Linked DNA regions of Homo sapiens: all the other regions are linked to region 3. A link is a contact called in ENCODE Hi-C or POLR2A ChIA-PET data. All regions are on one chromosome and are shown on one strand. Each heading gives the region's core, a stretch centred on a gene start or an enhancer-like site at or near the end of the contact. The rest is flanking DNA. Distances are from core to core; before and after follow the strand shown. Region 1 overlaps LOC124901596 (a long non-coding RNA gene). Region 2 has its middle 180 kb from the start of HDAC9. Region 3 has its middle 120 kb from the start of LINC02889.

What was found. Hi-C counts contacts between places; a loop is a spot of excess contacts on that map. ChIA-PET counts read pairs that join two places held with the same protein, here RNA polymerase II (POLR2A). Pooled maps may share reads with other maps.
Region 1: a loop to region 3 is called in a map of mammary epithelial cell, with 2.1 times the contacts of the local background. The contact joins two enhancer-like sites. A Hi-C loop is called at or near these places in 1 of 168 maps with a recorded cell type or tissue (mammary epithelial cell). POLR2A ChIA-PET finds 5 or more read pairs at or near these places in 2 of 52 experiments (A549 and CD4-positive, alpha-beta T cell).
Region 2: a map of HAP-1 shows a loop between it and region 3 (3-fold over the local background). The contact joins two enhancer-like sites. A Hi-C loop is called at or near these places in 7 of 168 maps with a recorded cell type or tissue (CD4-positive, alpha-beta memory T cell, Caco-2, GM12878 and 3 more), 11 of 37 single-sample maps with no recorded cell type and 15 of 50 pooled maps.

What each region holds. Positions count from the first base shown.
Region 1 is chr7:17,092,327-17,096,484 of GRCh38, reverse strand. The region is part of intron 1 of LOC124901596 (a long non-coding RNA gene); the gene reads left to right. Among named protein-coding and RNA genes, the nearest start is that of AHR, 200 kb to the left of the region's middle. RefSeq lists a cis regulatory region at 1,401 and an enhancer at 1,329-1,473. Within about 2 kb of position 1,309, at least 2 of the 41 ENCODE cell types and tissues checked have a DNase peak (open chromatin) inside an H3K27ac peak, as active enhancers do.
Region 2 is chr7:18,315,664-18,319,965 of GRCh38, reverse strand. It overlaps a transcript of HDAC9 not described here. Among named protein-coding and RNA genes, the nearest start is that of HDAC9, 180 kb to the left of the region's middle. Within about 2 kb of position 2,370, at least 2 of the 41 ENCODE cell types and tissues checked have a DNase peak (open chromatin) inside an H3K27ac peak, as active enhancers do.
Region 3 is chr7:17,678,686-17,682,804 of GRCh38, reverse strand. No RefSeq gene overlaps it. Among named protein-coding and RNA genes, the nearest start is that of LINC02889, 120 kb to the right of the region's middle. Within about 2 kb of position 1,809, at least 8 of the 41 ENCODE cell types and tissues checked have a DNase peak (open chromatin) inside an H3K27ac peak, as active enhancers do.

The DNA.
Region 1 (4,158 bases), core at 60-2,559, 590 kb after region 3:
GTGCAAATCAGAAAGATTAGCTCATGTAAGACTTCTAACAAGAAAAGGCAGCTACAGCTTTTTTTTCTTTTTTTCCAAATTGAAAAAACTATTAAGGATGATATTTAGAAAGATAATTGCTTCTATTTCCCATTTAGATGTTTGCTTCCAAAACCCCTTCAAATACATCTCTTATTTTACATCTAGTATGGAGTGGTTGGGTACTTTACATATTGATTAGCATGTTTCCAGTGCAGTGTTTTCTTAAAACACATTACAATCCTGTCCTTGATGCCCAGAGCTGGTGAGGAAAGCTGGATGGAGATCTACTGCTGCCAAGAGCACCGCACATTGATGGCTCTTGGAAATAGCAGGCACATGCCCACAGCCACCACTTCCTCCCAACCCACAAATGAATGCTTTATATATTAGGGAATTTCAGAATTCTTATTTCTGGCTTCACTTGAAATGATATGAAGACTCAGCAACACTAAGCTTGCGTTCATCTTTGATGACAATGAACTAGAGCTGATTAGTGGCTGCCTCAGTGGCTACTGTCATCACCCTTCACCCTGTCTAGCACTGTAAGAATTTTAATTTGCAAAACAAAGCCTTGGCATATCACAAGTAATATATGTCACAATAGATTTCCTCTTAGGTTCTAACTCTATGGAATCTACCTCTGAGTGAATATTAAGTCAGTCTTTCATCAAGAAGTATTTGTTGAATGAATATGTTATTGCCCTTGATTTACCTATGAAAACATTTTGTGGTGCTTCTGCTTGATCCAAAACATGAAGCAAGTACACTGTAAACCTTAAAAAATAAAGTTCTTGCCTGAGCCTTCCTAGCAATTACAGTATGAACCTCATTAGTTATTTCATTATCATAAATTCTCATTTTTTGTCCTCTTTCCTGTATATTGATCATGTCTACCCAATGAAACTGTAGCTCATCAAAGATCAGGATGTTTGTCTTACATCTTCATGATCCTCCACGGTGGTTTGCACATGGCAATCATGGGATAAATGCATATGCATTTATTTAAAAGCTTATGTGAAGCAGAAACATCCCAATATCGTCCAACTGTAATGACGGTGCATTGTCTGAGACCATCCTCCTCTGCCTTCTCTTCCTTTATAGGAATAATCCAGGGCTGAATCACACAAAGCAATGCCAACCAGTTTTTCTAGATGTGTCTTCTATTGGCTTTTTTCCCTCAAATCACAAGCAAGGCTCCTTTGAAGCAGGCCCTGCCAGAGGCATGATAATGATCAGGCTGAGATTATAATGAGCATGCAGCGTTGGAACACAGCACTGGTTACTGGCACTTACATGTTCACACCAGGCTCTGCCAAACCACATGTGCTCCAATACAAGGAGCTTCCTCTCAAACACTGGGCAGGCTCACAGGCTGCTCACGCAAGGAGATGAATCAAGAGCCCTGAAGGCAAGTAATAAACTCCCCTCTTCTTGGCATAGGCCATAGTCTAAAATGGATACAAATTGATTCCACAAACATAGATAATGATCTAAAGTGAATGCACCTAGACTCTCCCCATTGAAAAAGGAGCCATTAATAGATTGAAGTTGACTAGGTAGAAATGGAAATTTTACTCTTGGTTCAATGGGTTTAGGCAGTATGTGGCCATGGTCCCATAAATATAACATGATGACGTGGGCAAGTGGGTTTAAGAAATCTAGCCTTTTTCCTGATACTTTATTTTTGTCTTATCTTGTGCTGGTACAGTACATGGTATATTGCAAGTGCCCAACGACTGCTGTTGGATGGAACTGTCACTTTATTGTTAATAGTTACAATACTTAAATAGAATCTAAATCCTCATACTAAAAAAAAGAATTGTCAGCTTTAGAGAAGGCAAGCGGTTGCTGGTGAAAAATACTATAACTACATTCATACATAATCTAAAACAAGATGATTTTAAAATCAAAATGGTATTGTTTCATCATAAGTAAAAACAGGGAAAAAGATTATATTGATGCTCCCTTTTACTGCCTAGGTCTGTTGGGAGTTTTACTGAGTTTCTCGTGGGATATTAGCAATGCTGTTTGAATATGGTTTAATCACATTAGAGTAACACATGCAGTGATAATTAGTTCAGTAGGTAAGTGATTAATACAATAAGAGAAGAAATATTTATGTGGGCCTGGTTCTCATAATTTCTTTTCCCCTGTATAACCCACCACTGGCAATTCTAGAGTGACTTACATGGAAAAGAAACAAAGTGACAAGACCTCACATGCATTTGTGTCCAGTGAGTTATAAGGCTTGCCATCAGTGTTAATAGTAGGAATACCACAATTTTTTAAAGAACTGGTTTTTGATTTCAGTCTAAATTCTACCTCCTACCATCTCATCTAAATACTGCCCCTGTACCCACCTCATTTATGCTCTGAATTTGCCATATTTTAATATCTCTAATGCACTTACATTTTGAAATAACCATCTGTATAAACATTTTCTGTCATATTTACCACAGAGTAGGTGTTCAATAAATATTTTCCAAAAAATTAACAAATGAGAATTTAATATTTTCAAATAAAGTGACCACGTCAAAAATTAAACACATGTTCTTTATTTCCAAGTACACATTTCTGAGGTATCTTTGAGCGTTAGCCCATCTCTCATTCCATCTGAGCATTACTGTCCCATTTCTCAGCTTGGGGAGAAGGGGTAGGGACGTGGGAGGTTCAGGGATAGGGAAGAGTGGGTCTCAAGAAAGAGATACAGATTTGCTTTTCACTATTTTTTTTTGTAACGAAAAAGCAGAAGTTTGATCATTTGTTTTATAGACCACAGTAAACTCTTGATGAACTCAGCTAAAGACTCATTTTCTTGACTCTCTTGGAGTAGCCAAGCAGAAGTCATTGTGTGTGTCTTCCAGGAAGATGCTTTGCTTTGCAGTGGAATGACAGCTGAGAAAGAAGTCCTTTTACCCTTTCCGTCTCCTTCTTCCTCCTGCAGAGACTACAAATGAAGTGGCTAGAACTCACTGAGGCAGTGTTAAGGATGGAAGCTATACAAAGACAAGGGAGAGGAGAGACAGCCCCCTGGTCCACTGACGGCATCATGGGGCCACCATTCCAGCCCTGGATTGGTACCTCTGAGAATTTTTTCAGAGAGAAAAATACATTGTTTCTGCCATCATTATTTAGTGGGGTTTTTCTAAACTATTTATCCAAATCTTTCCTAATCAATACATTATTTTAAAAATTATGCTAAATAATATCAAAATGATCAACTGAGTCTAAATTGCCATGTTAAAATGGCTGTATCTAAATAGCATACATGTTCTACAAAGCTTTTACCTCCTTCATCATTTTAATGCTTACAACATACCCCATAAATCAATTAAAGAAGATATGGTCATATCCATTTAACAAATGAGAATATAAGACTAAGGAGGTTAGGTCTCTTATCCAAGGTTTCTAGCTGGTAAATCAGAGTGCAAATCATCTGACTCTTAGCCCAGGGCTGTTTCCAGTAGAGGAGGTTTGCCAGTTGCCGAAACGAGTGTCAGTTTCAAGAATTCCTACATACGCATTTTAATGATATTCATTATCTACATCCAGATTTCCTCTTTGAGAATGAAATTTTAAGAGCTTAAGCATGTATAAGGAAGATGACACTAAAATTTCTATTGTCACTAAATGATTTTTTTAAAATATTTCTATAAATTCTGAAATCTCTTCTGTAGAAGATATGTATAAAATAAATACTACAGGCAAGTTAACAATTTTTTTCCACTTCAGGTCCAGTTGGAGCAGAGTTAATGTTGCAGCTGGACACCATGATTCATACCTGTAATCCTAGCGGTTCGGGAGGTTAAGGCAGGTGGATCCTGGAGGCCAGGAGTTCACTACCAGCCTGGGCAACATAGAGAGAACTGTCCCTACAAAAAATGTTCTAAAAAAATTAGCCAGGCGCGGTGGCATACTACTAGGGAGGCTGAGGCAGGAGAATCACTTAAGATCAGGAGGTCGAGGTTGTGGCTGCAGTGAGCTATGATCGCACCACTGCACAGTCTGGTGATAGAGTGAGATTCTGTCTCTTAAAAAATAAAAGACTGTCGGCCAATGTAATTGACAATATGGGCCAAATAACTCAGATGGTAGATTCAAGAATGTACATTAAGACAAGGTGAGCATTCTAGCTGT
Region 2 (4,302 bases), core at 1,121-3,620, 640 kb before region 3:
GTCATCAACAACAACAAAAACCTGCTAGAGTAACTAAAATAGATTCTATATGTGAAAAAGAAAATTACTTTTCTCACTCAGTTTGTGCTCCAAGAAAAAAAAAATCAAAATACTGGATGAATGTTGTGATTGCCTGCCATTAATGGCAAAGCTGTTATTTTAAACAACTGCAAAGAAACTTTCAAAAGCCTTCAATAATTTCAATAATATTTAAGCCTAGCTGTAGATGACAAATACATAAGTTGGATGGCTAAAAATTTTTTTGAGGAACACAACAGAAGTGCCTCTTAAATTTAGCCTTTTTTATGTTTTTGTCAGAGCTAAATTACAAGCAATATATTGGTGAGTTTTAAAAGTCAAAAAAGAAAGTAAATTTAGCACAGAGTTTACAATGGCAATTTCTCATTCCAATAATGATGGGGAACTCATAAAATTTAGGCTTTGCAAGAATAGCAGATTTGTTTGACTTATTTTTAAATTTATAGGCGTCAACAAATAACATAGTTTCCAAATATTTGATCTGATTTTTAAAATCTGGCTGGGAATCTGCAAGTTTCCATTTTATTGGTTGCTAGATGAGCTTTTATTTGTAGATACATTGTGCCTAATTTTAAACTGCATTTTGGCTTTATAGTTTATGTTTAAATGCATAAACACAAAAAGAAGGAGATAACTAAAAGATACTTAAGATCTGAAAGGCGATTTTGAAAGTTTTACTGAACCCCAAACAAATCTTCACCAGCAACAGAAACTACTCTAGTTAGTATGAATAAAAAGAAAATACCAGAAAATAAATACCACGAAGTGTTTTTGTTTCAACCATCATGGCGTTTTTAAGATTATCAGCTCAGAACTGTAAAAGCAATCAACAATTACGGTAAATGCTACTACGCTAACAAACATTTAACGTTTGTTTGTATCAGTGCTTGTCACACTACAGGTTACAGAGGAATCCCCCGGAAATGCAGATTCTGACTGAGGAGGTCTGGAATGGGCCTGAGATACTGCATTTCTTGGATCTATCTGCTGTGATACAAATACTGCTGATCCCAGGGCGAGACTTTGAGGAGCAAAAGTCTGTAATGTACTAAGCACTATACTAGTCGTTATGTTTTTACATTTAACCTCCACCACCCTATGATATAGGGAGTATTATCCCCCCTTATCACATAAAGAAACAGAGGAAAAGAGGTATTTCACATAATTCTGTGACAGACCCAAAGTATGAACCCAGGTCTCTTTGAAGCCAAAGCACAGACCTTCTCTGTAATAGTTTACTGCCTTCGTCTCTCAAGAAAAGAATTGATCATCATCAGTAGTTAATGCTACTTACTAGCAACTTGCTAATTCATGATGAATTGATTCAAATCAACAATAGAACAGTTTAAAAATCCAGATGCTGAGGCCCCACTCCACTTTACTTCTTTTTCCATGAATGCAGTAGGAATTGTCAGTTCTAAATATTTTCACCATCTCCACAGGTGACTCCAGGTATCACTGAAGTTATTCATTAGTTATTGCTGTCTGTAGTTATCGTTGAAACAAATGCCATCTGCATTCCATTTGTTATTGAAAACAGTAAGTGTGAGGTGTGGTTGCTGATCAAGCTGATCACCAAGATGGAAAGGATTTCATATTTTTTAAAAAGGCAGATGTTTATGTAGCATTTTTGTATTGAATTAAAACATACAAAATTTAATCTTTCTATTAATCCCTTGGCCTGAGCTACAGTCCTATTGTAATTCTCCCTTACTTCACGAAGGGCTCTGATCCAAGAGATGCTGGCGTATCTTGCAGCTGCAAGTAAAAAACCATCCCATTCTAACACCTCCCTAGGAGGCCAGGACACTGGGATGAACCAGGCTCTGATATAATTCTTTTCCTCTCTCTTTGATGCTGTTTTGATGGCAAGCACATGTCATCAAAAAATATATGATTAGTCAGAGCTCCTACAGGCAACCATTATCATATTTTCTGGAGTTTAAGTAGGGCAAGACTCTCTTCCCATTTCCACTCTTACCAACCATTTTAAAGAGCCTGTATACAGGCCATTTATGCAAGACAGAGCAATAAAATTTATGAAGAACTTTTGGCAACACGGATTTCTGTTAGACTACTAAGTATTTCTGTTAGACTACTTTGGTAACACAAAAGTAGTCTAACAGAAACAAAACACAAAGGATTGCCTTACACCATAGATTTACAGATTTTCCCCAAAGTAGAAAGTCCCATCCCCCGAAACAATTCCACAGGTGGCCAGAGGCTTTTCACTGCCTTGACACTACTTTAGGCAGCAGTTGATTTAGCAGTTATCAGAGAACACAGATATGGCACAAGCACGGCATGCCATCAGTAACAACTGGAGCCAGTTACTCAACTCACGTTTGGGAAATACATACGTGAGTCATAGGTTCTACTATTTTTGTCAACATTACAAGTGACGGGATATTCCTATACAGTTTTTCTTCCTATATTTTCAAAAGTCCGTTTTAAGATTCAAATTTATCAGACACAAGTCAAGCATACTTAATTTCAGCATTTTATTATTCAAAATATATTAAGAGCAACGCCCTCAAGATAATAAATTCACTTTTTAGAATAATCAGAGAGCCATGACTAATTATAGCTTTAGTCAAGAAAATCTGGCTGCTAGAAATAAACATATGATACAAAGTTACTCAATCACATCTTTCATTCATTACTACACTCATGAGTCTTTTAATATGGCTGAATTTTTATTTTAATTTAATTAATTTATTTATTTATTTTGAGACAGAGTCTCACTCTGTCACCCAGGCTGGAGTGCAGTGGCGCCATTTATTTATTTATTTATTTATTTATTTATTTATTTATTTATTTATTTATTTATTTTGAGACAGAGTCTGACTCTGTCGCCCAGGCTAGAATGCAGTGGCGCCATCTCGGCTCACTGCAAGCTCTGCCTCCCGGGTTCACGCCATTCTCCTGCCTCAGCCTGCCTATTAGCTGGGACTACAGGCGCCCGCCACCATTCCCAACTAATTTTTTTGTATTTTTAGTAGACACAGAGTTTCACTGTGTTAGCCAGGATGGTCTCGATCTCCTGACCTCGTGATCTGCCTGCCTCGGCCTCCCAAAGTGCTGGATTTATTTTCTTATTTTTTATTTTTGAGACAGAGGCTTGCTCTGTCACCCAGGCTGGAATACAATGGCACAATCTTGGCTCGCCACAACCTCCAACTCCTGGGCTCAAGCGATCCTCCTGCTTCAGCTTCCTGAGTAGCTGAGAATACACCACCTGAGTAGCTGGGTGTGCGCCATGACACCCAGCCAATTTTTTTTTTTTTTTTTTTGGAGAGATCTGGTTTCGCCATGTTGCCCAGGCTGGTCTCAGACTCCTGGGCTCAAGCAATCCATGTGCCTTGGCCTCCCAAGTACGGAGATTATGGGTATGAGCCACCGTACCTGGCAACATGGGTGAATTTTTAATGGAATCTTATTCCAAAGAGGACTCCAAATTTATTTTTTGTCACAATGCAGCACAAAACCATTATAGAATGCATTATTTCCCAATGAAAAGATTCTAAATGCCATATTTCTCAATACTTATACATTATATGTACATATTTCAGCAGACAACCCCAAACTGAGTGCAAAGTTATCAACAGAAATATTCTGTTAATACAAACTTTAACAGCTCCTATTAATAGGAACATTTCTTCTATGCATATTGTGCAGGACCTTGTGACTCAAAGTGTGGCCCTTGAACCAGCACAGTATCATTTCAGAGCTTGTTAGAAATGCAAAATCTCAGGCCTCACCCTAGATCAACTAAATAAAATGAATCAGTGTCTGCATTTTAAAAAGATCTCCAGATGACTTCACAGGTACTTAACATTTTGAGAAAAACTGGTATAGCTCTTATGCAGCTAGGGTGCTTATAGATGTTTTCAGATTTCATTCTCACAACCACCCTATGAGCTAGGTATTTTCACTTTTATCATTACCATTTTAAGGAGAAGAAGAAATAAAACTCAGTAGTAACTTTCCGAAGTCACATAAATAGAAAAAGACAATTGCAAACACAGGTCCATCAGACACTCAGTCTCTAAAGGACTCTCTTCAGTGCAGACACCCAGTTTGTGACTGGCTCTCTTGTGATCTGTGACAGAAGTCATCATCACAAGGATCTGTCCAGGAAGAAAGTCAGTTTAGACTGAGCAGGTAGAGGAAATGCACACTTCCATAAATATGCATCTCTCAACATCCAAAGGTGAGGGTGTCATTCTCCTAGAAACTCCCCCCAACCTCACCAAAGGGGGA
Region 3 (4,119 bases), core at 560-3,059:
GTGAAAAACTGCTGCTCATAACAGCTTGACAAGTGAACAATGATGCATACATCTGAGCAAAGTATGCTGATGTGTGAGAAGTAGCAGCAGCTATCAGCTTCCTATCAGCTGACTAGTGAAGGTCATAGTGGGACTAATATCCGATGCTAAAGGAATATTCTTTGAGTCTGAGTTGCCTGAATGTCCCCTGTTTTCTTTCTTGCTTTTTCTTTTTAACCTTTTAAAGAGATGGGGCCTCAGTCTGTTGCCCAGGCTGGAAAGCAGTGGTGTAATCATAGCTCACTGTAGCCTTGAACCCCTGGGCTCAAAGGATCCTCCCGCCTCATCCTCCCAACAAAGTGGTAGTACAGGCAAGTGCCCATTCCTTCTTTTCTGATCTCTCCTATTTCTTGAACACAGTGATGTCCTAGTGTTTAGTTACACTACCCCAATACAGCAATCAGTGCTGGTTCACTTACCCAAGATTTATTTTTCTTTTCTTGCATGCTGGCAGTACCCGTTTTGTGCCAATGTCCACCTCTTCTCCACATGAGTCAGATCTGATTTGTCAAAGCCAATTATGATCCTTCCGTTCTCTCAACAGTGACTTGTGGAGGATTGGGCAGGTGACCCAGTTCTGGTCAATAAATTGTGAAGGCACATCTGTTGGTATGTTTCCGTGAAAGCTTTTTCTCATTTTTAAATAAGAGATGCACAAGGGGAAAATGACCCATTCTTTTGGACTTTGGTGTGTCCGGATGTGGTGCTTGGAGCTGAGACAGCTTTCTTGGCATGCAAAGGCATCTTAGGCAGTCCACTGCAGACAGCAAAGTTGAGAGAGTGGAGGGAACCTGGGCCCTGATAGGGTTGCTGAACCATTGAATTAACTGGAGCTGCTTGTATTGGAACTTTTGTTATAAGAGTTAATAAATCTCCTTCAGCCAAGAACTTATTAAATATTAAGTAATTATTATATCTGTTTCTTTCCCTTTATTTTGAAAATGAAAAGGGAATGGTATGATGACATCTCTAAATTTCTTCCAGCCCTAACGATTGGTAATTCTTTGCTTGAAGTGGTTCTGTGGAGTTTCAAGATGCGATGCTTTAGCAGACATGGAATCTGGAGGGGGTGTGCAAACATTGCCTGAGTTAGGGTCGTTTGTGTGAGGTCCAGGAGGTAGAAGCAAGGTAAGGCGGTGCAGTTGAAGCATGAATTCCTAGGGACAGCCGAAGTGCTATGTCCTAGAGCACAGCAAAATCAGAAATCCATAGGAATAGCCAGACATTGAAGATAGTAGCTAGGAATCAGATATAAAACAAATTAGAAAAATTGTGATGAGATTTGCTTGCCAGCAATCAGAGCTCATGGCATGTGTTTAGCCTAGGGCCCTCTCAAGGTACCAAGCATGGATGAAGGGCCAGCAATCTCCTTGGGGACATTACCAGCATCTGGAATCCTTTGGCTACCCAGGTTTACTGAATTTCCTCCCTGGTCATTCATCCCGTGAGCTTCTATGCTTGGCCTGCTGCGTTTCACTGTCTCTGTCAACCTCAGGCAGCTGCTTTTCTTTCCTTTCCAGTTGTCCCTTTACTGAATATTTTCCAAATCTACGTTTCAGTTCTTGGTCTCGAGTGCATAGTAGTGCAATTCTTCAATTTTTTGATGTCCCGAACCTTGGAAAACAGATTTAGGTCAGCCACAAAATACAATAAAATGATGTTTACATTGGTTTCTCACATTTTTTAATCAACATTGCCACCTAGTGGTAAAATAATCCTTAAAACTGTGCACAATTATTTTCATTTGGGTTTGGATATTTGATTCAATGTCAAGGATCTTCAAATGGTAAAATTTTGAGCAAGAAGAGACCACAATGATTATTCATTTAAATGTATTGTTTTACACCTAAAGAAATTGAGGCTTAGGGAAAGTCATATGGTAACCAGTGTCTTTTAGGCTCATTAATTATTGCGCTAATACGGTAGGGTCCTCATTCACAGACTATCACTATTTTCCCCCCAGAAATTCTTAATTATTTCCTCTTGAGGTTTTGGTTGATCACTCAGTTTTTCTCCCTTAAGTTTTAAGATGTTCTTACTCAATTTAGCTATTTCCTGGTGGTAAGTAAAAAACAAAACGAAACAAAAACAAACAACAAAAATCAGTTTCAAATGAAGCAAGGTTGTGTATTACATTCTCTCTTTTTGACACATTTGTTTTGTCTTTTTCTCCCAAGTCTTTCTCAAGATGTGTCAATCCATGAGCATGTCTTCCTTTCTTGTGTACATTTAAATACAGGAAAAATATTCTAATACATCCTGTGTTCCATCCAGTCCAGCAGTATTTACACAGTTTTGGGCAGGTCTAGGGTAGAACCAGAGATTCTGAATTCACACCAAGCTTCCCAAAGATGACAAAACTCCTGTTTTGGGCTCACACTTTAAATTGTAAGGCTTTATAGAACAATGACTACATCCTTGAGAACTCAAAATCTTTCTTCAGAATGGATGAGTAAACCGTGTGTTCTGTTTGGGCAAATGAGGAGCACAAGGGGAAATTCCTTTGCCTTAAGCAACGTCTCCGCTGAAGTGGCTAATTCCCTTTTTGGCTGCCATGGGGGTCATGTGCCCTGTGAAACTGCTGCTGCTTGCACTGCTTAACGAGACAAGGTCAGGGAATTTCCCTGCACTCTGTGATGACCATTGACCCTCTCCAGGGGTCCGTGATAACCGGGTCTGGAGAATGCCCTCCCAGGACATTCCAGGAGTGATCCTAGGCTAGGCAGTTGTATTAAAGTTCTAAATTTGGTTGCACATTGGGATCACCTGGAAAGCTTAAAAACATACTAATGTCTGGGTCCTGTCCCTGGATACCAGGGTTTTCAAAGCTCCCCAGGTAATTCCAATGAGTAGCAAGCCTGAGAACCACTGGAAACCTAAAGGCACGTAATGGGCCAAAGGACACCAGCTTGTCCCTCCCCTCCTCTCCTTTCTCCTTGTCACCAGTTTATTCTGAAACAAAGACTTCAGGATGCTGCTGGAAAGGGAATTCAGCTCCTAGCAGCTCTGGCTTTATTTACCCTCTCAGGCCCCTCCTCCCTCCTGCGCCCCAACTGGATGTGCATACTTTTTGAGGCAAGTCCAGTCCCTTCCCAAAGTTCCTAGGGTGGCCTTCATAATGCATTTTATTATGTCACACCCACCTGCTCTGCTAGGCCAGCCGAGGTCATGTGATAAGGCTGCTGCATCCCAAGGAAAGGGTTTCGGCTTTTACAAGGACAAGTGCTGGATCAGCCTGATCTCCTGGGAGTTATGAATCAGATGGTCTGAATGTCCTTGCGAGACTTGTGGAAAGAGAAATGTTATCCAGGTTTTTCCTTCAGAACTTTTCATAGGCGATCCTGGGAGCTCTGACCTAGAACTGAAATGACTTTTGATTTTGAAAATAATTAGAATTAATTTTGTAAGGCTGCTTCTCTCTCTCTCTCTACATATATATATGCTTCTAAATATATATATTTGTAAAATACAGTAATCTATGGGCTAGAAACTGTGATAAGAAGCTATAATAGAAATTTACAGTTAAAGAAATGATGGATAATGTGGGATTGTGGTTAAAGATCAGAAGAAAAATGCTTTGGTTCTCCAATCTTGACTTCTTGCATTAGGTATTTTGCTGGGGGAAGAGAGGGAGGGAGACAGAGAGAGAGAGAAAACTATATATATATATATGTGTTTAACAGGACATCTTTCTCTTGACTCTTCTGTGGTTTTGGCCCTGTTGTTAATCAAACCTTTTCCTTGAAACTGTTTTCTCGGCTTTCATGGTATCGCTACCTCCTGGGTTTTCTTTAACTGCCCCAGATGCTTTTCAGACTCTTATTCTTCTCCATTAAATGTAGAAGATCTCAGGAATTCATCCTTGGCTTCTCTTTTCCACTCCCCTGGGGAGGATATCACCCACAGCCCCCTCATCCCGGCTATCCTCATCACTGGGCTGATGCATGCGGCACTGATGGATGTAGCCCCGCTTTCCTTCCGAGCATCAGACCTGCATTTTCACTGCTTACTCAGCATCTCAGTAAGTCCTACCGTAGGTGCTGCAGAAACCTAAAATTCAACATGTCCTGCACTGAACTC